Linked DNA regions of Mus musculus: regions 1 and 2 are each linked to region 3. The links are chromatin loops, found by intact Hi-C in ENCODE. Cell type or tissue: heart. All regions are shown on one strand. Each heading gives the region's core, and the rest is flanking DNA. Links, peaks and the distances in the headings are about the cores only. Region 1 overlaps Cdkl5 (cyclin-dependent kinase-like 5). Region 2 holds the start of Pdha1 (pyruvate dehydrogenase E1 alpha 1). Region 3 holds the start of Cdkl5 (cyclin-dependent kinase-like 5).

Region 1 (10,545 bases), core at 978-8,977, 59 kb before region 3:
TAGGTTTGTCAAAGGGGTCCCGACCCACAGATTGAAACCACGGCTTTAATGGCTTACCATGATATTCAGTAAAAATTATGTTACAATCCTTTGTTGTTGTTTTTGAGATGGGGGTGTCCCAAAATCTATAGCCTAGGCTGGCGTCAAACTCATGGCAATCCTCCTTCCTCAGTCTCTCAAGTGCTGGGATCACAGGCATATGTTCAGATACCTGTCTTACAATGTTACAGTTTGGGGGGAAAAAGGTCAAACATTCTATTATTTATTTAAAATCTCATTTTGAAACTATCTCCCATGTTTCGGGGAAATGGTAAATAAGACCCACAAGGATCTTGGGAAAGCACTTGCCACACAAGCTTGACAACCCAAGTTCAGACCCCTGGAACCCAGTGAAGGAAAGGCCAAACCTCTGACCTCTACTCTCACGCCCCATGATAAACACACACAATATGCATCATCCATACAGACTAACTGATTGAAAAGGCACACAAGGCTGTGGTGAATTAAGTAGTCCAGGCTCTCACTGCCGTAGGGTTTCTCACTGTACAGAGGGAGGAGAAAGTGTGGTGTTGAGATTGCAGTGAAGATGCGTGTTTAGTTAAAAGATGCTCAGAATATTTTGGACTGTTAATCTTCACTTCCTAAGGCTGGTTTGAAAGATCCAGGAAACATCTAAATATCCTTTCTTCTGAAAATTACAGTATAATTTATTTCAAGGGAACTGAGGTAACAAGTAAATGATCTCCACTAAGATGACCCAGCACTGAATCCTGGTCCACCACAAGAGAAACAGGAGATGTGTTATAACCTAGTCTCTGGAGCAAGCCAAACAAGGTAAACTGAGAATCCCAATTTAAATATGCCAGTACATACATAGGTGTCAAAATCCATGTTTTAACTACCAGTATTCATACTGAGGCAAAAAAAAAGCGCTGCCAAATTTAGCTGAATAAAACTGATTAATCTTAAAAGAGAAAAAATGGAATGAAGACAAAGACACTTTAGCTTCTGCTAATGGCAAATTATGTAACTTGGATGAAATGTGTCTTTGAGGACAAATACAAATGCTGGGGAAATACTTTTTTAAAAAAGAACTTGAAAGCTATGATAGTTAAGATTATAAAGAAGTATCCAGTTCAAATCAATGCAAAAGAATTGAACCTGGAGAGGTAGCCCAAACCACTCTAAACTGTTTTGATCCTTTTTGGAAGTTGAAGAAATCTGGTAAAATGAAAGAAAAACAGGTTACTTATGAAATCCTTACTGATATAGGGGCATGAATATCAAAGTCAAGGGTGTTTCAAAAGGACAGAGCTTGGTACATCGCTAGTCATTTGAAACTAAAGCCCATCTCTAGACAAAGGGAAAGAGCAATACGTCAGCCTTTGGAAAGAGCCGAACTGTGGCCTCATGGCATTCCAGTGATCCAGATAAAATCTCTAAATGTACCTTAGACTAAAATGATTCCATATTAAGATCGGGGGTGTCACTGCTCATCTTAGGGGAAAACAGTACCAATCTAGACCTGGTATTAGTGTCACAAATCATTTCTCATTTACAGTGGACAGACTGGAAACACCACCAGGCAGAAAGAAATACAAGGTGAGAGCCCACAAGCAAGAGGTAAACAGATCGCTGAGACAGCAAGGAACTCACAGGGGTCGCAAAGAGTCAGATGATCAGGAAAGCCCAGGAAATAACTGCAGGATTAAGATAGAAAAAAAGGTGGGAGAGAGCAAGCATTTTGATGACTGGTTGGTCCAAAGGGTGAGAGACAAAACTCAGTGAGTTAGAATAGCAAAACAAGAGAATGATGCAAGAAGAACTCAATGAGAAAGAAAAGTGTCAGCATTCAGAAGATCCTAGATGGTTTCTAAAAACACCAAATTACCTACACAATATGTTTTCTCTAATTCTCTAGCACATACACACTTATAAAGGATGGCATGCTTGGCCATAATGTAATTCAAACCAAATTACAAGGGCTGAAATCAGAGGATATTCTCTCGCCATACCTAAAATATGGAGGGAGTCAAACACAAAAGAAGTAATTGAAAAAATATTAATAAGTTTGGAAGTTAATAATCCCCAAAACATCCCATTAGTAAGTCAAACAAGACGTTTTAACATTTAAAAATTACAATGCCACAAATTTATGGCAAGAAGCTAAATCAATACTTAGAAAAGGAAACTGCCAGGGGCCAGAGGATGCTATGCCTTTGCACGTAAAGGCATTTGGCACCAAGCTTGACACCCTGAGTTCAATCCCCAGGACCCACATCATGGAAGGAAAGAACCACTTTTATAGATTGCCTTGACCCCTGATCCCCACATATGTGAGATACACCTATATAAAACAAGTGTTTGCTTGTTTGTTTGTTTTTAAAGAAGAACGAAAACTAAGAATCTGATATACATACATCCAAAAATGCAAAAACTTAAAACAAATGAACTAAGCACCAATCTCAAGGTTAAAATGAATATATATGATATAGAAAAATCATTCATGCCAGAAATTCCAAAAATAGGAAACATATTTAAGTGGGTTTTAAAAAAGGGCAAAGTTGGGCCTTGGAAATCAAAGTTACAATTTACATTTTTCTTGTTTTTTGTTTTTATTTGTGTATTTGTTTTAAGCTAGATATGGTAGACTATGAACACACCTGTAACCCCAGCATTTGGAAAGGTGAGGCAGGAGAACTGAGTCCGAGGAGGCTAGTCTGGGACTATACAGAGAACCTATTTACTAAAAGAGAAAAAAAATACAAGAGGCAGAGTGTCAGCCTCATCATATCCTGAATAGAAAATTCAACCATGCCAGGGTGCATTTCTGCCCCCACAGAACTGTGAGCTAAAGCATATGGGTGATTTTTAGAGGAACAATAGTGGCAACTTGCTGTACAACAGAAAACTAATAAAAACAACCTCATTTCTTTTATTACAATGTTAAAACAGAAAAACTAAGCCACAAACCATAATATGTAGCCATATATGTGATTATATGTTTGTTACAAAAATCAGGATATTAATTACCTCTAGGGAGCAGCGAAATGGAGAAGAGACACATACTAATATGGTCTTTCAGAGATGTCATTTCTATTTAATTAATGGCTTAACTAACGATTTACTTGTAATTATTCCCTATTGTATATTTGTGTTTTTGGAATTTCTATGCTGTTATATTCAATCATAAAACATGTTCTTAAGAATTCACAATGACCCTAAGATACCATATATATTTAGTTTCTTCACCATTCATTTGGATGCAAATGAGAATTCTTATTGAAGATAAAACATTGAGCACTGCATTAATGACATAAACAAAAATGCCATGTCCTTTCTGTCACTGAGGCTTAGGTTCCACTCAGTTTACTATGTCTATTGCTAGATACCGTTAACAAAGCCAAAATATTCTTAGAGACAGATAAACCAGAGTTTATCACACTCCTCAAATAACACCCAGTGAGAAAGCTAATGAAGAAATGGAGTTTTTCTTCTATGAAAAATAACTGACATCCCATCTGAACTTGTTGAGAAAAAGGAAGCCAAAGTGCAGGTTTATTTCATGGAGTAGAATTAAGATTACTGGTAGAAAAGAAAGAAAGAAAGAAAGAAAGAAAGAAAGAAAGAAAGAAAGAAAGAAAGAAAGAGAGAAAGAGAGAAAGAGAGAAAGAGAGAAAGAGAGAAAGAGAGAAAGAGAGAAAGAGAGAAAGAGAGAAAGAGAGAAAGAGAGAAAGAGAGAAAGAGAGAAAGAGAGAAAGAGAGAAAGAGAGAAAGAGAGAAAGAGAGAAAGAGAGAAAGAGAGAAAGAGAGAAAGAAAGAGAATCAGAAAGAGATTTCAGCGCAGTAGTGATTAGGCAAGGACCAGTCATATTTATTCTGTTCACATTGGTCATATTTGTCAGATGCCTCCAACAGGCCATCTGATGGTAGAAAGGCTTTGAGATAAGCTGGTGAATACCAGCCTGCCTCTTGCTTTCATAACACTAAGGGGATGTGGGCAACAAACAAGCATGATAAATTTACAGTGACAATTACTATAAAAAATTAAGCCATGGCAGATGACAGAAAAGGGTCCTTTAGATAGGTGGTCTGAGAGTGATCAACCACATTCTGTTCTATGGAAAGAAGTAAGCCACGGCACAGGGTCAGGAGAAGAGCATTCAAGGCAATACAAAGAGGGACTTGATGAGCTCAGGAACAGAGAAGGCCAGCAGGTGGCAGGAAGGGGTGGCTGGAAACAGTTGGTCCCTGATTGAAACCAGTCTTGTACTGAACTAGATGTCCTCTCCAGTACCTTCCAAAGACAAGATTTGAGGTTACTAGCCATCAACTTCATAAACAAATAACCAAATGTCTCACAGTAATAAGTAACACCTAAAATTAGGAGAATTTTTAAATTATTACATTTATTTATGGAGAGACAGAGAGACTAAGAGAGAGAGACAGAGACAGGGACAGACAGACAGAAACAGATGTGGAGATTAGAGTGGAACTCACTGAATTCTGTTCTTTCCCTCCACAGTGTGGGTTCTGGGGATCAAAAAACAGTCAGGCTTGTGTGACAAGTGCCTTTACCCGATGAGCAATGTCATCAGCTCTAGAATTAATCTTCTTTCTGCATATGTAAGTAAGCAGGTAGCTATAAGAACTGACAGAAAGATAAGGCTTGGAGTTTATCTCATAAATTTCGAGCATCAAATTTAAAAGCTGCCTGGGCCTAGAATGTTCTCTTCATTGCTGAAATTATAATCTTCATCTCAACAGATCTTTTCTTCTGTTCAAAGAGAGAACAAAATCAGTTGAATCATGAGTTTTGTTTTTGTTCCTGGCATTGTTTTTATACATACAAATGAGGAGACCATTTTGTCACTGAAGACTGCACAGGAATAAATTTGGTACATGACTAAATTTGCAATAATAGAAGAATTCAAACAATTTGAAAGCATCTTAAAAACTCAGGATCCATGGATAGAAGGAAACCATTTCTGCAGAAAGCACAGCCCTGTGCAAACCATCCTAATTACCTTCTTGTGGAGGCTTTTCCACAGTCAAATGGGAAAAAGATAGTACACTCTATTTTAGTCTTCTTCCTGCATAGGACCATCTGACCCTCACATAATAGGGTCTTCATTCTGCTTTACTCTCTCAATAGCAGACAGTAATTTGATTTATTAATCTAGCCTCTAAACTTCACTTCCTATCATTAAATCAAACACCTACTTGGTAAGCATGAGTTACACAGAACTTGCTAGTGTGAAAAGTTTAAACTAACCAACATGTACCTTGTTGTGTCCTTTCCAGTCTTTCTACAAGGAAGGAAACACACTAATCCAATACCAATTTGATCCTCACTTCCCAGCACTTCCAATCCTACTAAACACTCCAAGCCTTCCAAAGAAGGCTTTGGGGATCACACTGAAACAAAGGAGCTAAAATAGGGCAGGAAAAACTCACACCATATTAATAATATACCAACCATTTAAGATATCTTAGAGGTTAAAATTGTTTTTGAAAGTAACTATATGAAAAATTTACAGATCAATTTTTACCAAGGTTACCACAAAATGATATTTTGAACCCCAAATCCTAAATAACTAACTTTAAAATAAACTTACAAAGCTTGGAACTTGCTAGATTTTGGTATACTGACATGCACCAGATTTTGGGATGCAAGTTACTGTGTCCCCTACTCCAAGAAACAACAACAACAACATCCTTAGGATTATAACATGATGGAAGGAACTGGAGTTCAAGACTAAGGAATACTGAGCTAAGGAGCTAGAAAGGTGCTTAAAAAAACTTGCTGTTTTTCCAGAGGCTTACATTTCTTCTACCTCCAGCTCCAAGGGATTGATGCCCCTAGCTTCCCTGGGTGTGTGTGTGTGTGTGTGTGTGTGTGTGTGTGTAGAGGTCAGAGGGCAACCTCCTGGAGGAGCAGGTTCTTTCCACCATTGGAGTTCTGAGATCATGAGGTTTGGTGATAAGCACCTTTACTCACTGGCCCAAGACTATGTATTTTAAATGCTACAATTTTTATTGTGGGACACAAGGAGCTACTAGAGGGTCAAAAGGTGTGGCAGAGACACAGGGATGACATGAAAATGTTATTATTCATATTTTTAAAAGAAAGACAATCCAGAACACCATTTTACACATGTTCTGAGTTTAGATATCCATACAAACGAAAAGGAGAAAAATAGAAATAAAAACCTGGGGAAGAAAATCTATTTATATTACAGAGTCAACATTCTAACAAAAAGTCCCCAATCCTTCTGTTCAATTAAGAGTAGAAGCCCAATTTTTTTCAATTCATATAATTATATCATTTCCCCCTTCCCTTTCCTCCTCCCTCCTAGTCCTCTCATGTATTTTCTCTTGCTCTCGTTCAAATTCATGGCTCCTTTTTTCATTAACTGTTCTCTCTCTCGCTCTCTCTCGCTCTCTCTCGCTCTCTCACACACACACACATACACACACACACACACACACACACTTGTAAAATCTGCTCAGGCTATATAAAGTTACCTGTATGAATGCTTTCAGGCTGTATAATGTTACCTGTATGTATGTTTTCAGGCTGTATAATGTTACTTGTATTTGTGTTTTTAGACTGTATAATGTTACATACAATGTTACCTGTATGTATGTTTTTAGGCCGTATACTGTTACTTGTGTTTGTGTTTTTAGGCTGTATAATGTTACTTGTATGTATGTGTTCAGCGCTCGCCATTTGGTATTGGATAACCAATTAGTGTGCAACTAGTGTGGAGCCTGGGAGAAGGCTCTTCAGGTAAAGGCACTAATTGTTAAGTCTGATGACCTAAATTCAACCCACAGAGTAGAAGGATAGAAACAACTACTCAAAGTTTTCCTTTGTTTTTTTACATGAATATTCATGCATACACACACAAAATAAATGTTTAAGATCAGTTAAAATAATCAAAAAAAACTTGGATATATAAGATATGAACTCCACAGTTAAGATCAACAGAATCAATTAACCTGGATCCTGGGGGCTCCCAGAGACTGAACCACCAACCAAAGAACATACATGGGCTGGACCTAGGCCCTCTGCACATATGTAGCAGATGTGCAGCTGGATCTTCATGTAGGTCCCCAACAACTGAAATGGGGGCTATCCCTAAAGCTGTAGCCTGTCTGTGGAATCCATTCCCCCAACTGGGCCAGGCCTTGTCTGGCCTCAGTAGAAGAGGATGGAGCTAGTTCTGTAATGACTTGATGGGCCAGGGTGGGGAGATCCCCAGGAGGGGGCCTCCACTCTCTCAGAGGAGGAAAGGGAGGATGGGGGTAGGGACTGTGATGGGGAGACCGAGAGAGGGACAGTGATTGGGATGTTAAATAAATAAATGGAAAGAATATACAATGTAACTTGGCTATACATATATTAAAGACTGAAAATTGGGGCCAGAAAAATAAGTGGGTAAAGGTGCTTGCTGCCAAGGCTGACAAACTGAGTGAGTTCTGGAGACGAAATCCAATAGTTGTCCTCTAACCATTCAATGTGCATGCATATGCACAGGCAGAGGGGGACACACACACACGCACACATGCACACACGTACACTCACAATAGACAGATGTAAAAATAATCATACTGAGATATGATTTTTCAGATTGGCAATACCCAAGAGTAAACATACCATATTGAGAACCTGAGGAAATTAAGCCTGCTCATTCAATGCTAGTAGGAAATCATATTGACACAATTTTTTGACAAAACCAAAATTAAAGACAAACATTTTGACACAGGAATAACATTTTTAGGAATCTGTACACAAAGACATACATATGATGCACCACAGTACTGTTAGCAAGAACAAGAGAATGAGGTTGGGGTCTAGCTCAGTAGAAGCACTTGTTTACCATGGAGGCCCTGCATTCCATCAGCAGCATCTACCCCTCCCCCACTCACATAGAGCAAGCAGCCTAAACATACCATAGGAGCCTGTCTACAGTCATTCATTTATTTTAAGTGAGAGTCAAAAGTGAAATACATATATACTCTAAGAAAATATTTCATAATGTTTTATCTTAGTTTTGAATAATCTTGAATTATACTTAATACTATATTCTAGGGCAAGTAAGAAGGCTTAGTGAGTAAAGGGACCTGTCACCAAGCCTAAAAACCTGAATCTGATCCCCCAGACTCACACAGCAAAAGGAAAGAACCAACTCTTATAAGCTGACCTCTGATCTAGACTTGCTTGCTATAACATGCATGTGCCCTGCACACATACACAACAATAAATGTAAAAAGCTGTGTTCTAATTAAATGCCACTTTTGTTTTGTACATTTCTACCTAAGAACATACTGGCAATCATATTATGATATTATTGCTGTTTTTAAATCTCTCAAAATCTACTAACCAACAAGTAAAAACCCTACATAGTGGAAGATGAAGAGGGCTGGACAGATGTCTGGTATAGCTTGCTGTTCTTGTAGAGGACACTTAAGTTTGGATCACCCACATCCAGTAGTTCACAACTGTCTGTAACTCCAGCTACAGGGGATCTTATCACTTGGCCTTGACAGGCACCTATACACACCTACACACCTACACACCTACACTCACACACACACAAATCTTTTAAAACAACATAATAGAAGTTACTAGTCTTGAAGACACCATAAAATCTCAAAGTCAATAACATAGAAAATTCCAAAAGCTTCCAGACTACAGTGTTAATACATTGACAAACTGACATTCTCATCTGATCTCCAGACTCCTGGTCCTCATAGTCCCACACTGGAAAGTACTTAATACATCCTGAAACCTAGATTTCCCTCACCAAGACAAATGTCCCGGTAGATGCCTGACCTTGACTAATTTTAACCTCTTAGTTGAACTCTGAGATCCCTCTGCTAGATGATCTCTGAGGTTCCTTATTGTTTTCAAGTCCACAAATGCATTTCTAAGCACTCGAAGCCTTGCAAACTGAGAATGGATGCTAAAATTCTCAATAATAAAGATCAGTTCACAGGGGATCAATATGAAATCTGTAAAGTCTATCCCATCTTCTCATTATGATTCCAAATCACTTGAAAGGTAAGTCTGTGGAGTGATTGAGTGCAATTCAGAAGGTTTCCAAAAAATAGCAAAACCAGAACAAATAGAACACTGCCTGCCAAATAGCTGGTGATTAAGCTCTAGCCCTGTGAGAGTTATGTTAAAGATGAAAACCAAGTGGTAATAACTAGACAGCAGCAACTCTGTAAGGCATCAGAGGAAGCCTGGGGGTAGTTTCCAGATTGACTGAAAGTTATTTTTACTTAAAGATACTTGTGTCCTATTTAAAAAAAAAAATTAAAAATTTTAGAAGAAAATCAAGAAAAAACAAGACAAAACAAAAAACCCTTACACTTTCTCAGCTGTCTGTGCTACTAAACTTTCGAAGGGCAAATAGTAAAACTTACAGTTTCTTTAAGATCAATAAATGATGTAAGCAATCAAATTGAAAAGATAAAACCTAAGTAAAAGAAATGATTGGCTCTTTCCCTTAAGCAGATTACAATTTCAAGAAAGGACAAAACAGGGCTAAGAGCAGCTTGGAGTTCCCATCTTACCACATACTAACTTGATGTGGAGCTGTGCAGTCTCTGAGAGATTGCATTTGTTTTCTTTTGTAAACTGGAAATACCTGTGAGGACCTGTGGGGTTTCCCTGACAGTTTGTATCTGCAGGGCATCTCAACCCCCCGCCCTGCTCCTTCCAATAACAGTTCTCTGATACTACACCCCAGCTGGCTGCCCTATGACTCAATCCACACAGATTGAAGGGCTTAGTCCAACAAGACTGTCCCATTTAAAACATTAGCCACAAAGCTCTAGCCCCAGAGTAGTTATATGACATGAGGACAAATTCAGGGGTTTCCATACCATCTCCTCAGGTTCAAACTTTGCTCCAGATCATGAGAAAATGCTACTCATAGTCAGTGCTTTCTTATTGGAGGTTCTATAGTGATGAAACAGCTTGAAGGAAGAGGTCTTCACAAGGCAAAGAATGTGGGGTGGGGAACTGCAGGTTTCCCACGACTCAGGTTCTCTCACGACTTCTCATGGCACGCTTCTTCTTAGAACTTCTGTGTGGTTACCAAGCTAGAAACTTCCAAACATGTCACTTACGAATTTAAAAGCATTGGCTGCTCTTGCAGAGGACCTGGGTTCAATTCCCAGCACCTATGTGGTTGTTCTAAACAATGAGCAACTCCAATTCCAGGGGGATGCATTCCTGTTCTAGCCTCCGAGAGCACTGCACACTTATGCACAGGCACACAAGTGGGCAAAACACCTCTGTATACATCAAAGTAATGCTTATCTGTATGTTCCTTGTAAACTCAGGTGAGGTTTAGTCAGTAAACCGCTTGCCTTGGAAATGTAAAATCTACAAGATCTGAGAAATCCCGCCAGTTCCAGGCCAAAGAGATTCTGTCTCAATCAAAAAAATGTGGATGGCACTAATGACACTTGAGGTTGGCCTCTACACACACACACACACACACACACACAAGTGTGGAGAAATGA
Region 2 (10,545 bases), core at 963-8,962, 860 kb before region 3:
GTCACATTTCTGAAGTGGAGGAAGATGGCCCCCCTCCAGTTACCACCCCACAGATACTGCTGGCTCATTCTAAGATCCAGCTCCACTAACAGACAACTTGAACAGCAAAGACATGCAGACCTCAGAAGTGCTTCAAGAAGGCATAAGCAGGCTGTGGTGGCACACGCCTTTAATCCCAGCACCCTGGAAGGCAGAGGCAGTCGATCTATAGGAGTTTGAGGCGTGGTCTACAGAGTGAGTTCCAGGACAGCCAAGGCTACACAGAGAGGACCCTGTCTTGTAAAACCAAAAAGGAAGGAGGGAAGGAAAGAAGGAAGGGAGGAAGGGGGAAGTGAGATAGGGAGTTAAGAAAAATGAGAAGGGGGAAGGGAGAGGGAGGGGAGGGAGGGAGGGGAGGGAGGATGTGTGATAGCATACACCTATGATCTCATCAATTGAAAGTTTACTACAGGATCAAGCGTTCAAGGTTATCCCTTTGCTAGATAGTTTGGAGCTAACTCAGGCTCTATGAGACCTTGGGTTAAAATAATGTAAAATAAAAAAAGTGTTTCACAATGCTTCTGATTCCTTAAATCTATGGTCATCAATGTTTCACTGAAGCACACCCCACACCACACATATATCCAACCTTTGGCTCAAGATGGGCCATGTGCCCAGGACAGCTCTGGGGGCAACCCAACATATTTGCAGATGACAGCATGTCAGAATGTCAAAGAGGCTGGACACCACAACCAGAGTACATTTCTAAAGCCTGCTTCCCTTTAACTACTAGCAAGTTACTCTTGTTCAACTTCTCTGAGCCTTTGATTCTGGAATATTCAGAAAGAAAAGTGACCCCACCCTCAAAGCACCAATATCAAGACTCCCCCTTTAAGGTGAAACTGCATCAAGCTATACATGTCCAAAAACTAGTAACTAATAAAATGAAACACCTCTCACCTTAATCTCAAATGTAGCATCATTTGCAAAATTACGGGAAGCAACCAGCACTCGGCTTGCCTAGAAAACAAAAACATGCAAAGAAAGCCATTATTATTATTTTTTTTTTTGCTGTCAAGATCAAGTCATTGCTATCATGAACCCATGCTTAAAGCACAGATCTAAAACAGAGCCATATCATTATCTGAAGGCAAAATGGAGAGTGGCAAACGCCACACTCATCTGCTTTGTTTTCAAAGAAGTCACAGTGAGAACAGCAATAATTACCAACCAAAGTAAAGAAACTAGATTACACGTGGGCTTCGGAAGGTTCATTTGCAAAGTACTTGGAATAAAACTATCCATCAATCCCTATCTACGGGGAACTGCTTTTCTATGATACATACCCATAGAGGAGGAGGAAAAAAAACCGACTCAGAGTATGAGCTAGATAAATACCTTAATGAGAAACACCATATTAGTGCTGGGTTTGTTTTTGGTTTTTTGAGACAGGGTTTCTCTGTGTAGCCCTGGCTGTCCTGGAACTCACTTTGTAGACCAGGCTGGCCTCGAACTCAGAAATCCGCCTGCCTTTGCCTCCCGAGTGCTGGGATTAAAGGCGTTCGCCACCACGCCCAGCTATTAGTGCTGGTTAACAAGAGACTTGGGCCAGCCCTTCTACAGCAGAACAGCCTACATCTTGAGAAGGTTCCACTTCAAGTCCCATAAGGGAAGAAGGGTTTCTTAAAACAGTGTTCCCTTCTTGATGTTTGAGTGGCTATCACTGCCCTGGAGTTACCAATTCCTTTCTACTTTCACAACTGAAGAAATCTTGGAACAACATTCTATGTGACAGCTAAGGTTCACATTAGACCACAAAACAGAATCATTCCATTTTTGCCACTTTCTGCTGCATTTGAACATATCTGCAAGTGAACCTTTCGAGTGTCTTGTCCTGGGGATTTGAAGCATAGTCATCAGATCCCATTTAAACCAAAAAAAGCATGTTTGATCTATAACACAACGTTCTGCAGCACTGGGTTTGTTTGACCTTTGTGAGATCAGCAGGCTCCGTATACCTCCAAGTACATATGAGCCAATAGGGCGGAGTGTTAAGATCTACTTGCTCTTTCACACTGCCTCCTCCCAATGCTGGAATGAGAGGCATGCAGCAACTTCCATTATGGCCAGGAAAGACCCTCAGTAGAATCCTAAAATCACTGGGATTACTGAATGCTATCTATGTGCAAGTACAGGCAGCTGGTCTGACGGGGATCAAGATGGCTCCTGGTGCTGTCCAGCTGGGGAGCCGAGTCTACAGAGCGGACACCTGGCGGAAGGGATGGTCTACACCCCAATCTGGAGTGCAAGATGGCATCATCCTAGGCAGACCAGCACACAGACTAAAACCCATCAATTCTTTCTTTCTGAGATTTTTTTTTCCATTGAGTATTTTCCATTGAGTATTTTCAGACCACAGCTTAAGCACAGGGAACTGAAAATCAGAAACTTTGCAAAGCCATAGACACAACGTGGAGAGGAGCATACTTTGGCAACTACTCTACTACTATCCGACAAAGCCAACAAATACAATGGCACACTTACCCAAGGGAAAATCGAAATACTAGTAGTAACGGATGCTGCAGTTAAATCAGAGGAAGAGACAATGTGTAAACATAGCTATCTCAAAATGAAGAACAACTAAACCAGAGACCAGCCAGGTAGCAAACAAATGGTTGTGCTATTTTTTTGGCAGTTAAACTGAGTCTGTGAAGCCAGAACTAGCTACTGTATTGCAAAGTAAATTTCTAATTACAACTACAGAAACTAGTTTGGGGAGCAATCTACAGCAGAGATCAAACCAGCGAGGCATTAGTAGGAGAGAAAAAAAGGGTGAGTTCTTTCTCAAAGATATGTTTACTGAGCTGGGCAGTGATTGCTCATTTCTTTAACCCCATCACCGGGGAGGTAGAGGCAGGGGTGGGGGTGGGATGAGTTTGAGGCCAGCCCGGTCTACAGAGCAAATCCCAGGACAGCCAGGCTATGGGGGCAGGGGTTGGAGGTGGAGAGACACAACTGTGTCTCTCAGTGCCTCTCAGAAAACCAAAATAATAAGAATTAACTTTAAATGAGATTCCTGTCAGCTTTTCTTTTCTGGGGCTGGGCAGGGGTTGGGTTGGCTGGGGATTGAACACATGACCTCCAATTGCTAAGGGCATGCTCTCTGTCTGAGCTACACTTCCCCCCTAATTAAATTACCGGCATGGAGACTTTGAACAATCTACTTAAGAAAATAACAGTATCTAAACACAGGATTATTCAAGTGGCCAAGTAAAAGTATTTAAGAATTCTCAGAATGTACCAGCATGAATTAAAAATCTTGCCTAATATGCAGACAAAAAAAAATGGTAGTTAAGAAAAGAATCTCACAAAAGAAAGCATAACAAATACAAGTGACAAAGGCAAAAGAAAAAAATTTAAATTCACTTGGTCTTACAGACTTTGAAAGCTTTCACCTCCATTTAAAACTAAAAGTGCAACTTTTGTAAACCCTTTCAAAGTTTCGCATCCAAAAAGTGTGAGGAGACAGAGGCAACTTTACAGCCTGAGGCAAAATCTCCATGTTTCCCTGATTGTTAAGGGGGAAAACAACTAGCAGAATAAAAGGTGGAAAGGTACAAAGCACACAGAGGCCACAGCGTAAGATAAGGGCTCTGAACTAAGGCACAACTCGGCAGCCATCAAAGAGCAAGTGCCTAACACCCCCCCCCCCTCGCCTCTGGGTATCCTTGGCTACCAATGGTTCTTGTTACACAAGTTCGGCTGGCCACTGTTTACTATTGGTAAGGATCTTTTTGCAGGGCTTAAATTAAAATTTAAAAGTCTTTTCACCCACCTGTACAACAGGAAAAACTAAAACCCTCGAGCCATTTTGTGTTCTGAGGGCGGAAATAAAGAAATCTGCAATTACTTAGATTTGCAAATGATAAGAGATACGACTCCAGAGTTTGAAACACTCAGAAAGGCTTCAAGAATGGTTCCTAATTACCATGTAACAACTATAGACACAAAGAAAACTAGTGGCTGGGCGTGCTGCTCCACTTCTTTAAGAGGCAGAGGCAGGCACCGATCTCTGATCGGAAGCCAACCTAGTCAACATGTGAGTTCCAGGCCAGCCAGGAGCTACACAGTGAGCCCCTTACATAAAGAGACAGAGACACAGAGACAAAGACAAAGAGACCTACTTCTCTTCCTCCTTAGCATGCCGGATGTGGTCACACAAGATTTTAATGCAAGCACTCCGGAGGTAGAAAAGCAAAGAGGTCTGAGTTCCAAGACAGCCAGGGATACATAGTGAGACTTTGTCTCAAAAAAAGAAAGAAAGAAAAGAAAAGAAAAGAAAAGAAAAGAAAAGAAAAGAAAAGTTAAAAAGCTACTTTCTGGATATGTTCCACCACAACAAAAAGTGAGAAAAAAACTGGGTACTTCCTATGGTGAATTCGACTCTAGAATCTATTTCTTTTTCCCTGCTGTAAGGTGAATTTAAAGGAAACGGTAAACGGCTGTCAGACAAAGCGATACAACACCTAAGGTTAGCTTCTAGTGTCGAAGGAAGATTTAAAAGTGTTCCCAGCTTCCTAGTACCCTCTTATACTCCAAAAGAGGAGCACATGTCTTCAAAGCAGAAGGTATGATTTTTATTGATTTCGGACTCTAATGCAACTTATAGAAACTTTGATTCTAGTCAGAGCTGTTTATTTTTTCTTTCCACTGAGAACAAAGCTTCTTTTCGTTTTCAATTTTATTTCATGCCCAGCCCCCAAGCTATAAACAAATTTCCCTTCAACTAACAATTTCTGCACACAAGAAACTTGTTCAAACAAACTGAAAATCAATGATGCACTTTTAACACGCGTGAAGATCGTGGCCGAATTCAGGACACATACTAAGAGCTCAATAAATGTTGGCTATGTCGTAGAAATGTGCTTTGCTGCCGGTTCAGATTCAAATGGTGGTTTTCCATTCCTTGATGCAATTCCTAGAGAAGGACATTTCGACCTTTCTACAACCTCCCCACACTGAGCAGAATTGCATCAAATCCTAAAGAAATCAACAGAACCAGAATTACAAGTCAAAGCCTGATGACAGTTACACCAAGAGAAGGCAACCTCTGTGTGGCTAGAGGTCAAAATGCTAAAAGCTTAGGTATTAGACAGCTCTTAAAGCCGGGCCATAAGTCTTAACCTCTAATCCCAACTCTCCGAAAACCATTGCTGTTTTCTTTCGCTACTTTGAACTCTAAGCCTCTGTGTGTTTAAGGGTAAAGGCGGCTTCCTCTGGGTTATGCTCGATTGCTCGAAAATTGACTGCCAAGAAAAAGTTCAGAGGAGCAGGGAGTGGAGGAAGTTTGTTTTCCGTGAACCTGACCTCCCTGAACCTTCCTCAGAACAGAACACAGGTGATCCACAAATGCTCACGCAGCTGGACACCGGCCCTTGGCAGGTGCCAGGCAGAAGGGTTGGCATTCGTGCCACTGACCAACTCAAGATAACCACCCCCCCAGAAGGTAGCGTCCTCAGAATCTCCATTATGGAGATGAGAGAACTAGGCCCTCAGACGAGTTTTTACATATCCTGCTTCTTGATGGTTCCTGGTGCCAAGGCTAGTAAACGAAGAAGTCGGAGTGCGCACGGAACCTGACTCCCGGGACTGGGAGCTCTTTATTTCGTCTTACGTGGCCTCATAGCCAAGAGCAATGACATGAAGGAGAGTGGAAGTCAGCGGAGTCCAGAGAGGCTGGAGCAAGCCCAAGCTCCGCCTCCCAGTGTCCCGTAAGGGACGAGCAGTTGTGGGGCGCTGCAGGGGAGCTGGCGTGAAGCTCCGCTGGGGGCGATCGGGGGAAGCACAGCGGACCGGGCCCGTTCTCAAGCCGCTCTTCCCCCGGCCAGTGGCGACACGGACTGCGCGGAAAGCCCACCCAAGTCCCGCAGCTCGTCCCCAGCCCCCAGCCGTGCGCTCCAGGGGGGCCCGGTCCGCCCTCTTCCTGCCCCGCCTCAGGCCGGCTCCAGCCCCACCCCGGCCTCCCGGGATCAGGCGACCTCACCGGCTTCTGCGCAGAGCCTGCCAACACGCGGGATACAGCGGCAAGCATCTTCCTCATGGAGCGCAGCAGACTCACGCGGCGGCCGCGGCACCCAGGCACTCAAAAGGAGTGGTGCGGGCGTCCCCAAGTCTCCTTGAGGCGCCCGGAGCCGAAGCCACGCCCAAAACGCAGTGACGGAGTCGCGACGGCATCACACGCCGCGCTAGTCTGCAGGCCAACCAGAATGGTTGCTGGCGATGGCTACGCCCTTCTGAGGAGGAACATGTGGCCGTCCATTAATTAACTAAAAAATGAGGTGGGGCTGTGGCTGGAGGGTGAAGAGGCCGGTGTCCCAGGGCGCCTGCGTGGGAAAGTGGGGGGCCCCGGGGCGTGGGGAAGAGGCCTCTCCTTCCTTTTGCCCTGAGTACCACAGACCAGCGAAGAAGTGGTGAAAGCGGGTCCTGCCCTTTGCCCAGTCGGGCCTGTGGTACAGCTTTGGCAGGCAGCCTTGTTCCATTACACAGAGAAGCCATGGTGCCAGGGCAAGAAAGACAGATCATCTGGTTTCTAGAAATGGTCCTGCCACTAATTTGTCTTTAAAAGGTCACATATTCCTTGCAAAGTGTTGCCCTGGTTGACTTGGGTGAGATTTAACAGTTAAATGCTGGATGTTGCTGGGTGTGGTGGCACATGCCTGTCATTCCTTCCTTAGGGAGTCTGAAGTCAGATGATAGCCAGAGTTGGAGGTCAGGCTGTCTGTTCAGTTCAAGACAAGCTTGGACTACTTAGCGAGGCTATCTAAAAAAAAAATCAAAATAAGTAAATGAAAGCAAATATTAATCGTTGACCATAGACATCCAAGAGTTTAGCTTTAGCGTTTATTCTTTGATTTTTTGTTAGCTTGCTTCTTTTCATGGGGGACTCAGTTATAGACAAGCAGTTTGTCTGTCCTTTATGCTTGGGAAAAGGCAGAATCCTGTATCTCCTGTGTTGTTGTTACCCAAACACTATTAAGATTAGGACACGAGACTTTATGAGAACACGGGAAACGTGCAGATGATGATTTCTCAAAGTTCAAACTGTTGCCTGGATCGGTCAGCTTCACATTATCACTGGGTCAGAGAAACAGAGGCTGACTTTTCCATTCAAATGTCCAGCATGGATTGGCCAGGTAGCATTTCTAGGAGGTCACTTGGGAACCCAGGATAAAAAGTCCTCTAATATTTGCATTTATGATCTCCATGGATGAAGGATGAAATGAGTGCTGTAGTGATGCATTATAACTCACGGGAAAGAAAGAGCCACAGATCCTTCACAAATACGCAACTGAATAAGAGAAAAGAGCAACATTGCCTGGAATTCTGGTGCCGGAGAGGCAGAGACACGAGGATCCCAGGTGCTTGCTTGTCCATCAATCTAACTGAAGTAATAGCCAGGATAAGTAAGAGACCCTGCCTCAAAAAGTTTAGCTGAAGAGTGACTGAGGAAGACTGACCTGAAATTAACCTTTGACTTCCGCGTGCATGTGCACACACAAATATACACAGATTGAGTGGGTGGGAATCACCACTTCACAAAGACACCATCACCACTGCAGGCAGGAATTATCAATAGAAGCTAAAATGAATGGCAGGAAAAAATGAGAAACAAGACTTTTGCATTATTACAAAATATCCTCCAACAAGAAATTTATCATTACAAAAGTTAATGCCTTAAAGAAACTGCCCTGGGGAAACAAGGGAACCAGTGTTTTCATAACTAGAATATTTTCGTTACAACCTTTTCTTTGTTAAAAAAAAAAATTACAAAGCCAAGGCTCAAGATGGCTCAACAGGTAAGAACACTTGCCACCAAGTCTGAGGGCTTAAGTGATTTGTCCTTTCATGTACACACACACACACACACACACACACACACAGAGAGAGAGAGAGAGAGAGAGAGAGAGAGAGAGAGAGAGAGAGGCACACAAGTACAGAAATTGAAAGAAATAACAATATGTACTAACCAGTACCCTCAGAGCTCCCAACCAAAGAAAACACATGGAGGGACCCATGGCTCCAGCTGCATATGTAGCAGAGGATGGCCTAGTTGGTCATCAATGGGAGGAGAAGCCCTTGGTCCTGTGAAGATTCTATGTCCCAGTACAGGGGAATACTAGGGCCAGGAAGCAGGAGTGGGTAGGTTGGTGAGCAGGGGGAGGGGGGAGGGGGGAGGGGGTTTTCAGAGGGGAAACCAGGAAAGGGGATAACATTTGAAATGTAAATAAAGAAAATATCTAGCCAGGCATGGTGGTGCAGGCCTTTAATCCCAGCACTCAAGAGGCAGAGGCAGGTGGATTTCTGAGTTTGAGGCCAGCCTGGTCTACAAAGTGAGTTCCAGGACAGTCAGGGCTATACAGAGAAACCCTGTGTGTGTGGGGGGGGGGGAGAAAGCGAGAGATACTTTGTGACTCTGTAGCAAATGAGGACAAATTGTAACTGGTGGTTATCTATGCCCTACAACGATACTTTATGTGCTAAAACATACACAAATACACAAAGGGGGCTGGTCAATATAAGGGAGGTCAGAGAGATGAAGAAAGGGTTGCCCAAAGCAGAAACCCAAGGAAGAGAAAATCTTGAGAAAAGAAGGCTCCTTTACCTTGGAAGAAATTGGAAATGAAGGTCTTTCTTTTCTAATCCCTCCCAAGGCAATCCCCAGGTTATGGTGGGTTTCTCTGGACATTTAGAGCTACTATACATTTTGGCTTTTGACTTTTCCTTTGCATATCTCCTGAAAGTTCTTGAGCAAGCTGAACTTTAGGCAAGTCATGGTCCTTTGCCATGCTCTGCACAGCTTCAGGGATTGGCCTAACTGGGGTGCGGAGGGAATGAAGGCAGGGCAAACACAGAAAAGCTGGAATCCTGTTGGTTGTTCTCAATGATGTAGGTCAGTCACCAACTGCAGCTACAACCTGGACTCTTGGTATGTTTATTTTATACATCTGAATCAAGACAGTAAGTGTGATGTACATAGAAGAATAAGGAGTAGGTCTTATGGCATCCAGGTGAATAAGGATACAGGTTTAACTAATCTTGGGAGGTCTCTTGGGGGAGCAGTCTTAGGCTATGGTCATCCAGGAGGAAGCTGTGGTCGACAACGGTCAACATTTGTATTTCCACCAGAGAAAAGCTTTGCCATCCTCTCTGAGCCTCATCTAGGGAAGGGTTTGCCCCATGCATGGGTCTGAGGCACAGGGCTCCTGTACATGGCTATATCCATGTCAACAAGAAACTTTCTCTCACAACTTATTCTGTGCTCCATAGTCCTTAACATGCTTTTGGTTTCCTCCCTGCTACCTGTCCCCCAGGAGAAAACAACAACCACAACTAAATGTCAGCTGTCGGGACTGTCTTGGATGTGCTGGCACTGTGCTGGTGGAAGGGTTATGTCTATAGGCATCTATTATATCAGAACTGTGCTGAGGTTTTGCATAGCCATAGCATACAATAAAATGCAACAAATCAACAGAATGGGGTTTTTTGGGGTTTTTTTTGGGGGGGTTGGTTTTTTTGTTTTTTGTTTTTTTTGTTGTTGTTGGTTTTTGTTTTTTGTTTTTGTTTTTTTGGTTTTTCGAGACAGGGTTTCTCTGTATAGCTCTGGCTGTCCTGGAACTCACTTTGTAGACCAGGCTGGCCTTGAACTCAGAAATCTGCCTGCCTCTGCCTCCCGAGTGCTGGGATTAAAAGGTGTGCGCCACCACGCCCCGGCAACATAATGTTTTTTAAGACTTGTTTATTTATTATGTATACAGCATTCTGTCTGCAGGTCAGAAGAGGGCATCAGATCTCATTATAGAAGATGGTGAGCCACCATGTGGTTGCTGGGAATTGAACTCAGAACCTCTGGAAGAGCAGTGTTCTTAACCTCTGAGCCATCTCTCCAGCCCCCCAACATAATCTTATATCAAGTTGCTGGCATAGCCTACAGAGAAAGACTTCAAGTTACTTAATACCAGTGGAAAGTGGCTATGCCTCCTTAGTGGGATATATCCTCGGGGGGAAAATAATTGTTGTTATTGTTATTGACACAGGGCCTGACTGTGTAGCCCTAACTATCCTGGAACTCTATGTAGACTAGTAATTATGGTTTTATTGTAAACTTCATACATTAAAACATACTTTGATCATTTCCCTCCTCCTTGTCTGTCTCTCCCAACCTTTCTCATGTCTCCTCTCTCCAACTAATGGCCTCGTTTTTTAATTATTATTGTTAAATACATGCAAAAATAGAAATATAGCATGATTTAATCATTTAATATGGTTTTGTGTATGATTTTTGGATGACCACTTTGTATTAGATAACCAACTAAGAAGCCATTAGTTGTCGGTAGTTCTTTGCCTAGGGGTGGCATCCAATCATTTTATTATTGGGGCTGGTGATTGAATCTAAGGCCACCCCAGGCCCATCACTGTTATTATAGGAAGCTACATACTGACAAGCACTCAAATACGCACGCGCGCGCGCGCACACACACACACACACACACAAACACACACACACAC
Region 3 (10,545 bases), core at 1,778-9,777:
GAGATGGCTCAGTGGTTAAGAACACTGACTGCTTTTCCAGAGGTCCTGAGTTCATTTCCCAGCAACCACATGGTGGCTCACAACCATCTGTAATGGGATCCGATGCCCTCTTCTGGTGTGTCTGAAGACAGCTACAGTGTACTCAAATACATAAGATAATTTAAAAAAAAAAAAGAAACAAGAACAATGTACCTGTTTAAACTTTACCTCTCAGTTTTATTTTACTTAAGTCATTATAATTACTGAAAAGATATCCATCTGGAAATCGTAATAGCTGCCACTTCAAGCATATACCTAGCCAGGCCTGGAATTTCAGGCCTGTAAATTGCAGCTCCAGGCAGAATTCTTCATCAAGACAGGAAAAGATTGTTCAAGTCTTGTCTGGAATACAAAAGGTGAGTTCCTTTAATGGGGAAGAAAAGTGGGATTAGGAGGATACTATTAGGAATGTAGCTAATAGTAGAGGGCTTGCCTAGAATGTGCAATACCCTAGCAACACATACCTACAAAGATAAAACTGAATTCAAAGGATATCTTCATAATCTTTATTACTAAATCTTTATTTATTACTTTATCTACATAATCTTTATTAGTAAATTTAATCAGCCAATGTAAGCCTATAATGAATATGCAGAAACATGAAGCACCAAGTGTTTAACTAGAAACAATTATCTCATTTTGGACACACATGATTGAAACAATTATCTCATTTTAGACATACATAATTATATGTACAACTTTCATTTATGAAATACTCAAACCAAGGTATTTGCAAAAAGTCTATACTTCTGGGTTGTCCTAACCAGCAGTTTTGATGGATCTAGTCTAGTCCACCATGTCGCAAGAGTCTAGGCAGCCTTGCCAATGAGGCCCATCAACCCAGGAAGCAAATGTGTACCTCCAGGACTCCCCAGGCACAATGTACACAATGAATTCAAAACAGGCTTAAGGAACCACACTCTTTAAAAGAAGCAGAAAGCAGGGCTTGGAAAAGCACAATTTCAAGTCAGACCGGTTTGGATGGCAATTTTGCCTCTTCTGCTGACTAGCTAGCTAATATGTGCAAATTATTTCTGAGCTCGTCTGACATGTATATGAGATAGGCTGTGAGTACACATGCATGCACGTGAATAAATAATTTGCCATAGCATCTGATATTCAATAGTGGTCAATGGATGTAGCATTATGAAAATTACAGAGCAGACTATATACAAAAGAGAGGCTGCACCCAAAACGTCTGATGAGAACTACCCCCAAAACAAATATCTTTACGTGAAACGGCTTAATTCAATGTATTGACAACAGATTTCCAAGAGCCTAGTCCTTTTAATCTAATAAATAATTTTCTGTTAATTCCCAAATCTGAAATATTTAAATGTTAAATATCTCTGTAGGTAGAAAATCCTCTGTCTCAGTTTTCATATGCACTGATGGAAATGCTTCCCAAATTCATATCTCCATATGAAGAAGTGTATAAACTTAAATGAGAAATGAGACTCCACATTTAAATAATTCACTAATGCATGCACTGCTGCATATAAAGGGGAATTTCTAAAAAAAAAAATATCAAAATGTTAAATCTAGACCAAACATATCCCAGCACCTGGGAAGCCGAGGCAAGAGGATTGCCACAAGTTCCAGGCCACCTTGGGCTACACTGTTAGTTCCAAGAAAGCCTGAATTAAAAATGAGACCCTATCTCAAGAAAATAAAAAACAAAAATCCAAATGCTAAAAAAATTAATTATCAAAAAAATGAAAAAAACAAAAAGGAAAGATTTTAAGATTGAAAGCAAAGTGGATGCTCATACAGAGAGCTTAAATGCAGACTACCTTCCCACTTGCCTCTGTAAGGAGCCAATTCAAAGCCACGGACTCTGCCTGAGTTACAGCTCCAGTTCTAAATGTCTTGATTTTGCATTATTTTTTTAATTTGAAATATGTGGTCCTGACACAATTATCAGCTGGTGAGCGACCTTTGACATTTTATCTTCTCCTCTGTCAAGAAATTTGATGTTGCCAAAAATAAAACTTTAAGATCTAAAGTTATCTGATTCTGAATAAAAAATCTTTTTGAATCAGAAAACAACTAAATATCTCAAATCTTGCTGGTGTTGTACTAAAGAGTTATATAAAAGATCTTCCTCCTATTTCAGATCTATGCAAGTGGACTGCTTTGTTCATTTTAAATGACTCATGTTATTATTTGACATCAATTTGTTATACTAGAGTATCATACTCTCACACTAACTGCCAAAAATAAAATTTCATATTAGCACACTTTTGAACAGCCAAACATTAAAATCCTATTAAAATAAAGGAGATCACCACCAATGCTGTGAAAATGGAAGAAAAGGGTGAAAATGTTAACAGATAAGAAAATATTCCCCAGCTCACTTCTTTACAAATTTCCTACAAGCTTATATCTCAGCTACAGCTCAATGTTCTATTATAAAGTAAACGGAAATGTAAATCACCCTGCAAGAGGAGCTGCTGTCGTTTTCAACAATGCAACTGTGGCTGAGAGTCTCTCATAGATTCCTAGCCAGTGTGGAGAAACAGGTTGGGGGAAAATGCATACTTAGAGGGATTTTTCCACCTCTGTACTGAAGGTTTGTAGTGTAAGAATATTACACCTTCAAAACAGAAAATGCCATGTAAAGTCTGGTTCTTCTTAGATGTAGACTATCTGGAACACAATGCATTTAATTCACAATCAGTCAACCTTCTATTCTTCATTTATATGAGATGTCCCTGCAATTTCTCTCAATGGAAACCTTAAAAAAAAAAAAACCACCTCAGGGAGCATACTAGCTGTATCCCTGATTTAAGTAACTCCAAGACCCTTGCATAAACAACAAAATCAGAACCCTGACAGGGGTGCTTAAGGAGTCCCTAAGGCATTAATATAAGACTAAGCAGTGATAAAAATAATGCCTCCCTGGGGAAGAAATTTTATTTCTGAATATTTTTTCTAACATACCAAGTTCTTTTTATTATATTTTTAAAAAAAAAATAGGCTTAGGAGCTCTGCTAAATCCATACAATGAGGACAGTAAACTCTTTCTATTTCTACCTAACAAATGAACCACTGCACTGACTATGTTCAAAAGACAAGCCAATTCAAAAGAATTTGATGCCCTTTCCAGAAGAGAAGCCCTCTTCCCAAGTACTCAGACATGGTGGATTAGTAAACACTCTTGGAATGGTTAACTTTATTTAGTATGCCTCTTTTGGAGTTCTAGTCTTTAATGCAGCCAAATGGTATTCTTCTCCCTAATTAGGTTGCCCTGTACTTGTGCAAAGCCCAGCACACACAGTGTTGGCAGCTTTAGTTTTACAGCTTCTCTCTTCTGGCTCCTTCTCCCCTCACCTCCCCTCCTTACCCCACCCCATCCCACCACCCAAAAAAGATTTCCTTTTCAACTGTTCTCCTCTCGGCATTTGTCAACAGAAACACCCACTGGTGGTGTCAAACTGGTAATACTGCTGCAGGCTTCCTTACTCCCATTCCAGCATCAACGCCAAAAAAGCTCCAACCCAAAATAGTTCTTTTAATAAGGAAAAGGCTCGTTAGGTACTTAAATCTTCATTCTCAGAAAGATGGGGGTAGGCCTTTTATGTTTTTATTATTAATGAATCTTAGTTGGGTTGTTAAATGTAAGATCATACTCCCCCTTCAACGCCAGATATACAGGGATAAGAAAACACACCCGTTCTGCATTTTACTGAAACATTTTAATACACTTAAAGGAATTAAAAACGAATTTACATCTAAATGTTATGCAGTCTATAAATTCCAAAGTGTCTCAGTCAAAATGTCTTTTTTGTAACCCTACAGCAAGAAACAAACAAGCTGGAAGTGTTCCAGCAGATGTTACCTAAAACCCTAATCCTATATTCTATACATATTTATGCCTCTTTTTTCCAGTCAAATACTCTCAGACAAATTAATTTGTGTAATCTTTTATACTGCCTACATAACCATTACGTTCAAACAAGCCTAAATCAGATGCGCGGAAAGAAATTATTCTGTGTCAATACTTTCTAAAATCAGCTTAAATTTCAGCCAATTAAAAATAATTGTGTTAACAGAATACTGATCTGCAACTATTTAAATATCACAGCATCCTTCTAGTCTGTCTAGCCTGACTAAGGTCAGGCTTTTCTTATCCAAGCATCTGTGCCATGCCTAACTCAAGTGAAGCGAAAAATCAAAACCCCCAAGAAAGATCTGCTTTTACACTGAAATATGCCCAGGTTATTTTTTACCCCAACGTGGGCACAAAAGAAAAAGAAAGAAAGAAAAGAAAAGAAGAGAAGAGAACAGAAAAACGTGTCAGTGCGAGGACCTGTTCGTTCTGGCAGATGGTTCCAAACCCCAGGATTCAATTTCTATGAAGGTCCAAAGGGTAGGAAGATCTGAGAAGAGGTCAATTTCTGCTTCTCTGCCAGCACGCCAGCCGTGAACTTCACAGTAACGCCTGAAACTTGTCCTGTGGAAGGTGGCAGAAACCTGCGGGGCTGCAGGCGGGGCGCTCGCCCACCCTCCCGGGCAGCCAAGGTCAGAAGGACCAGGGCTGAGAGTCGTAGCTGCCGGCGGGTCCCGGGCTCTCTGGGAACTTGGGCGGGGGTTTCGGGGGGCCCTCCTCGGCGCTAGCGGAAAAGGGCTTTCCTTGCTGCAAGCCCGGAGAGCCCTGGCCACGGGGGCAGCGGGGTGGGGACACCGCAGACCTGCAGCAAAGGGGAGCCCCGCGGGGTCCGACCTCGACCTACCATACGTCTAGCACAGCCCCCTCTGTCTCTTGGCACCAAAAATTCCAGCCCCAGCCCTTCCGGGAAGACCCTAGAGACTCGTGGTGGATCGCCGAGGGAGACTCCAGCTTGGGACTCCCTCACCGTGTCTCCCGGTTGTGCAGGGACCTGCGCTGCTACCCCTTCTGTTACCCTCCTAAGTGGACCGACTGGGTTCCCTCTCTAAAGACAAGCTAGTGGACACACGGCCAACATGAGACGGCCTGACGGGCGGACGCAACTACTCACCCTGCCGAGTCCCCCACCTCTATCGGGGAAGCCTTCACTCTCGCGGCCGCCGTCACCGCTTTACCTTCCCTAGCGGCAGCGACAAGTAATCGAAACCTCCGGCCCCGCCCTCTCGCCGGAGCGAACGCGCAGCCTAATTTGATGATCGCACCGCCCCCGTCTGCCCATTTGGCCCAATCGGCAAACTCCTCTCATTCCGCTAGGTCCCGCCTTAGCCCCGCCTACCAATAGGCGCCAATGAAGAGAAAGCGCTCGTGCTCGAGTTCGGGCTCGCGCGCCCCGCCCACGCCGCTCGTTCTCGAGTCCCCCAAAATCCTAGAACCAGGATTTCTTGTTCTAGCCCTCTACTACACGAACGCGCTTATGCGCGCTCGCGATGCTCCTCCTGGGGCACCAGGTTTGGTTGCCCTGCCAGGCCCTAGCAACCTGGGCTGCTAGGCTGGGAGGGGCGGGGCTCAGGCTGCGAGCTTACGTGGGGAGGGGGAAATGAGGGAGGAATAGGATAAGGGGAGGGAGAGATCGTGACTGAGAGAGGGGTGGATGCGGGGGTTGAGGGGGGTGAGGAGGCCCGGGAATCCACCTGTCACTGCGGTAGAAAAAAAAGGGGAAATCCTGCCTGCAGCGCAGCTATCCTAGCCTCCCTCTCTGGGGACCAGTGAGCGGAGTGGGTGGAGGGCGGGGACCACATTTCGGGCGGGAGCCCGGGCACTACTTGAAAATAAAGGACGAAGGATGGCTCATCTCGGTCGTAGGTTTTTTTTTTTTTTAATATTGAAGTCCATTGCTGCTCCTAACTGTTGCAGCTGTGCGTGCACGCGCGCGCAAACACATTCATATTCACGTTCATCTCGCAGCCTGCGATTCCCTGGGGTGACTTAAGAGCAAAGAACTGGCAGCCCGAGGATTCCTTACACAGCAGCTGGACGCGTGCAAACCGTGGCGGCCGGGGCTGCAGCAGCAAACCACAACTCTACTCCAGTCCGACGCTGCTCTGCTTTACACGATTCCCCAGCTGGTTAAAAAAAAAAAAAAAACCAACAATGAAGTCATCGCCGCACCAGTAGAAATAAAAAGATCTTAAGTCCCACCGCGAATCGAGTTTCCAATGAGGATGACTAGTGGTTAAGATAGAGATAGTTCCAGTGCACTTTTTTTAACTAAGAAAAAAATCTTTTATGAAAGACCTTGCAGACAAATCTATGAAAAGCTGCATGATTTCCACCTTAAAAAAGAAAGCAGAGAGAAAGAAAAGGTTTTTTTTTTTTTTCCGGGTTTGGGGGCAGAAAATAGGCAGTGCATGACATCGAAGATGCCACCAAGTCAGAAATTAATTTTTTTGTAATAGAAAATAGATATCTTGGATAAAATCCATTTAATCTACTCCTGTCTTCAATCTGGTAGCTATACAATTGGTTTGTCTACTTGAAACCAAGCTAACAAGATTATTCTTTTTCATAACGTGGTGAATATTTCATAGTCAATTGAAGGCACCCACTTTCTCAGGAAGCATATTAGAAAATTTTCCAGGTAGGAGCAGGGAATTAACAGTGAGGGAAAATGGAGTCAGGCTTTGCAGAGGCTCCTGCCTCCTCCAGTTGCAAAATCACAGTGCTGTGACCTCATGCTTCACCCACGTGGAGCCAGAATTCCTGGGACAATCGCTGCTTTATCACCCCCTGTCAGTGCCTTTGTACTAGAAATTTCAGCCGCATTGCCTTGGAGTCAAAGGAAGGATGGTTTATCTGAACACTCTGAGAAGAAGGTAAGGAAAAAACCGTAACAGAATGGCCACAGATGTAAGTTCAATGTCGTTTTAAGTAGCTGTATTAGATGTTTTCCAAGGAGCCATACCATGGACAAGCACAGCCTTTCACTGAAGGACATTTGCTTTGCTCTGGTTTTTAGTACTGGTTTATTGGAGCCACATCCAGTTCAGTTAATTCCCTTTTTGAGAGAAGATAAGACATTCTAAGTGTTTTAAAGAAATACCATGCTGTCATTTACCTGAGGTCCTTTCTTCTGTAAAAAGAGCACTAATAGTTCCCTGCAAATGCCTACTCCATAGCAATTCTACAGATATTTAGGGCTGACAGAGAAAGCACAGGCTGCCTCCATAAATTTGAGTTTTACATAAACAAATAATAGCTTGTAATACATGTGTCCTATCCAAATACATTCAGGACAAAGCTAGAAGACTGATTAAGTCTTTTAATCACTGTCTAAAAAGAATTTCATGAACCGCCCTTTTGGGCAAACTAAATAAATCTGTAGTGTTTGTAGAAAGAGATACACATACTGAAAAATGAGTAGCTATTTATGTGAAATTCACATTTAACTGGGGGTCTTCTGCTTTTATTTGCCTCTTTGCACAACCTGATACTGTTACACACATTATCTCTAATCCTCACATGTCTCAGCAAGAGTCTCACCACTTCCAGATGGAGAACCAGCCTCAGAGCCTCCTTCTCTCCTAATGGAACCCCCCACTGTTTTCAGATATCCAGGCCCTTCACACATCAAGAGGCTGAATCTAATTTAGTCTCAGTCGATCCTATGTGGCTTGATTAGACTAAAAGAAAAAACTTAGCATTCCATGGTTTGAAAGAAAGATATCCCCCCCCCACACACACACACACCTTCTGGATGAACAAGGAAGTTAAATACCCCAAATGCCACAGACAGCCACTTTGTAACTGAGAAGAAAGCCAGCCTTAAGTCAAAGCCTACCTACTAACTAAAAATTTTAAAAAACAGAAAGGGAAAATAAAAAGTAGGTTCTTGAAAACCATCTGGATCTTAACTTCATGATACAACCTGGGTTCTTGACAAGGCAGAAGAATCAACCTGATGAATGAATTGCTAATACTTGGAGGCAGACAGGAGCATCAGTAATTGTTTTGCCCTGTTCAGAGTTCAAATCAAGCCAAATCTTACATGACTTCATTCAAAGTTTATGACACATAAAAACAAACAACAACAACAAAAAAAGAAGATGAATAAATAAACAATTAGGATGCGGTGGCACAACTTTGCAACACCAGCACACGAAAGGCAGAAGTAGGAGGATCACAACAATTTCAAGGCCACACACATTTACACAGCAAGGTCCAGGCCAGCCATGGCTACCTAATGACGCTTTGTCAACAAACAAAGCAAGAACTAACAATAAAGTTTATGCTATTTGAGGAAATGTTATTTTACAAATTCAAGTTCAGTGCCTTACTCTTCAGGCCCTGAGTTTAGGCACAAATAGTGTCGAAGGAACATGAGTGTCTTCCTTAGCACACTGCTGCTCTTCTGCACATTTAACATATCTTGAACTGTGGTCATGTCTTCAAAAAAATAAAAAATAAACCAAGAAGTGACTTTCCTCTGAGAAGCTCAAGTCTACGATTTGGGAGTGTGCCCTATTCTTTCTCTGTTTCTATTAAAGTCTGTGTTTAAATTCACCTTTCGAATCTCCTTTTGGGGCTGGGAAGGTGTCTCAGTAGGTAAGGTGCTAGCTGCTCAAGCATGGGGGGCTGAGTTTACTTCCCAGGGCCTACATGAAAAGCCAAGCCTCTTGACAAAGGTTTGCATAAGGGTTTGTAATCCAGGGCTGGAGAGGCAGCAGCAATCCCTGGATCTTTGGGTTCATTGGCCAGTCAGCCTAACCTAATTAGCAAGTTCCAGACTCAAATAATAGTACATATGTCCTGATTAACAATACCTGTGGCCACTACATATGTGGGCACATACATGTACCAACACTTTTATCTGTGCACAGGCAAACATGCACACACACTCACACTAAAAAAAAAAAAAAAAGCCTCTTTTAGTAAACTCCAGCTCTGTTTCAAAAACAAAACAGGCAGGGATGCCTTTAATCACAGAACTTGAGTGGCAGAAGCAGGCTGATCTCTAGGCTTTTTAAGGCCAGCCTGGTCTACATAGTAAGTACCAGGAGAGCTAAAGCTCTATAGTTAAGACACTTGGCTAAAGAAATCAAAACCAAAGTAAAACAACAACAAAAATTGTTTTAAGATACAGCTTTTCCAGCCGAGCAGTGGTGCCACACACCTTTAATGCCAGCACTCAGGAGGCAGAGGCAGGTGGACCTCTGAGTTTGAGGCCAGCCTGGTCTACAGAGTGAATTCCAGGACAGCCAGGGCTGCACAGAGAAACCCTGTCTTAAAAAAAAAAAAAAAAGAATACAGTTTTTCTGACCACATGAGCTGTGTCTGTATACTCTGTCTTAACTACACACCACTGTACACAATGAAAGTTGACAGGAGAGTTACCCTACTATCAAAGGAAGTAAAAACATTGTCACCTATTCTAAAATGAAACATGAAAAGTGACCCTGTTGACTTATGCATATAATACCTTCCCTTATGAGGATTGGGCAGGACTTAATAATTTGAGGCCAACCTGGGCTATAGAGTGAGAGCTGCCTCAAATAAATAAATAAATAAATAAATAAATAAATAAATGTCTGGGAATATGATGCAGTTGATAGTGCATTTGCCTGTCATATATGAAGTCCTGGACTGAATCCTCAGCACCAAATAAATTAGGACTGGTGGTACATACCTGTAATTCTAGCACCCTGGAGGTAAAGGCCAAAGGTTCAAAAGTTGAAGGTTATCCTTGGCTACATAGCTAGTTTCAGGCCTGCCTGAACTGCATTGATTAAAAACAAAAAGAAAGGAAGGAAGGAATGACTGGAGAGAGTGACAGCAAACCACAGAATAGAGTGTCACATGAAAGCTACCCTAGCCAAAAGTACGGAAGGGCAGCTCTCTAGGTTCAAATGCTAGCTTCAATTATGGCCTTGCATAAATTGTTGAGCTTCCATGTGCCTCCGTTTCTTCTTATATAAAATGAAGACATCAGTAATGCTTACCTCACAGGTAAGTGGGTGATTAGGAAGTGCCCCAAAAACCCAACTGACTGACCTATTATAGTCAGGACTTTGGAAGCTTTAGTTGTTATTCAACAGCCTCCATTCCGTGGACTAACGGCAGCTTGAAGCACTTTTTCCTGTGATCAATACTTTGAGTCCTATTTTATGGAAAGTTTGCCTCTCATGTTCTCTTACATCTTGGCTGATGCTTCTGACTTTGGGGTCTTTTTCAGCTATTAAAAATTAATCCAGTTTAATACTAGAATGCTGCATTTGATCAAAATCCCCAATTCCAGAGGGTAATGGAATGAATGTGACATGAATGCAGAAAGAGGAACTATCTGGAGTTATCTGGAGGAAGAAAGAGAACCAGCAAGAGGAAGACAGGGCTCATGGTGGCAGATGAAGGTGGTGGAGAGAGTTGGAGAAGGGGACGTTAGAACAAACTATACACATATTATAAAAATGCCGTAATGAATAAAAATCCATTCATTTATAAAGTCATTGTTGTGAAAGTAATCTTTAGGAGCCAGAGATATCCCTCACTTGGTGGAATACTTGCCTAGAATGTGTGAAACCTTGTATTTGATCCCTAGCATGGTATAGCACAACTGGAGT

The links. A loop is a pair of places that touch in the nucleus more often than their neighbours do. Peaks named below come from ENCODE experiments on the same cell type or tissue, not always from the same donor. Only the 100,000 strongest peaks of a DNase experiment are listed, where the experiment ranks them.
Region 1: a loop joins it to region 3, with 2.7 times the contacts of the local background. A loop is called at or near these places in 2 of 42 quality-filtered maps.
Region 2: it touches region 3 in a loop (6-fold over the local background); 2 of 42 quality-filtered maps call a loop at or near these places.

What each region holds. Positions count from the first base shown.
Region 1 is chrX:160,931,533-160,942,077 of GRCm38, forward strand. All of the region lies in intron 1 of Cdkl5 (cyclin-dependent kinase-like 5), which reads right to left. Among named protein-coding and RNA genes, the nearest start is that of Gja6, 30 kb to the left of the region's middle. In heart, for the core only: a CTCF peak has its summit at 4,214 (motif pointing right); no DNase peak of the experiment used is centred there.
Region 2 is chrX:160,132,234-160,142,778 of GRCm38, forward strand. It overlaps Pdha1 (pyruvate dehydrogenase E1 alpha 1), which reads right to left and starts at 6,197. Exons shown (of 11, transcript NM_008810.3): 1 at 6,023-6,197; 2 at 940-999; 3 at 1-9. The coding sequence starts at 6,079. It overlaps Gm39547 (a long non-coding RNA gene), which reads right to left and starts at 6,014. Exons shown (of 2, transcript XR_878293.1): 1 at 5,548-6,014; 2 at 2,352-3,857. In heart, for the core only: a CTCF peak has its summit at 5,781; DNase peaks (open chromatin) are centred at 5,738 and 6,208; H3K4me3 peaks cover 3,285 bases; H3K27ac peaks cover 1,986 bases.
Region 3 is chrX:160,989,549-161,000,093 of GRCm38, forward strand. It overlaps Cdkl5 (cyclin-dependent kinase-like 5), which reads right to left and starts at 5,133. Exons shown (of 19, transcript NM_001024624.2): 1 at 5,043-5,133. In heart, for the core only: a CTCF peak has its summit at 5,118; a DNase peak (open chromatin) is centred at 5,283; H3K4me3 peaks cover 2,811 bases; H3K27ac peaks cover 1,709 bases.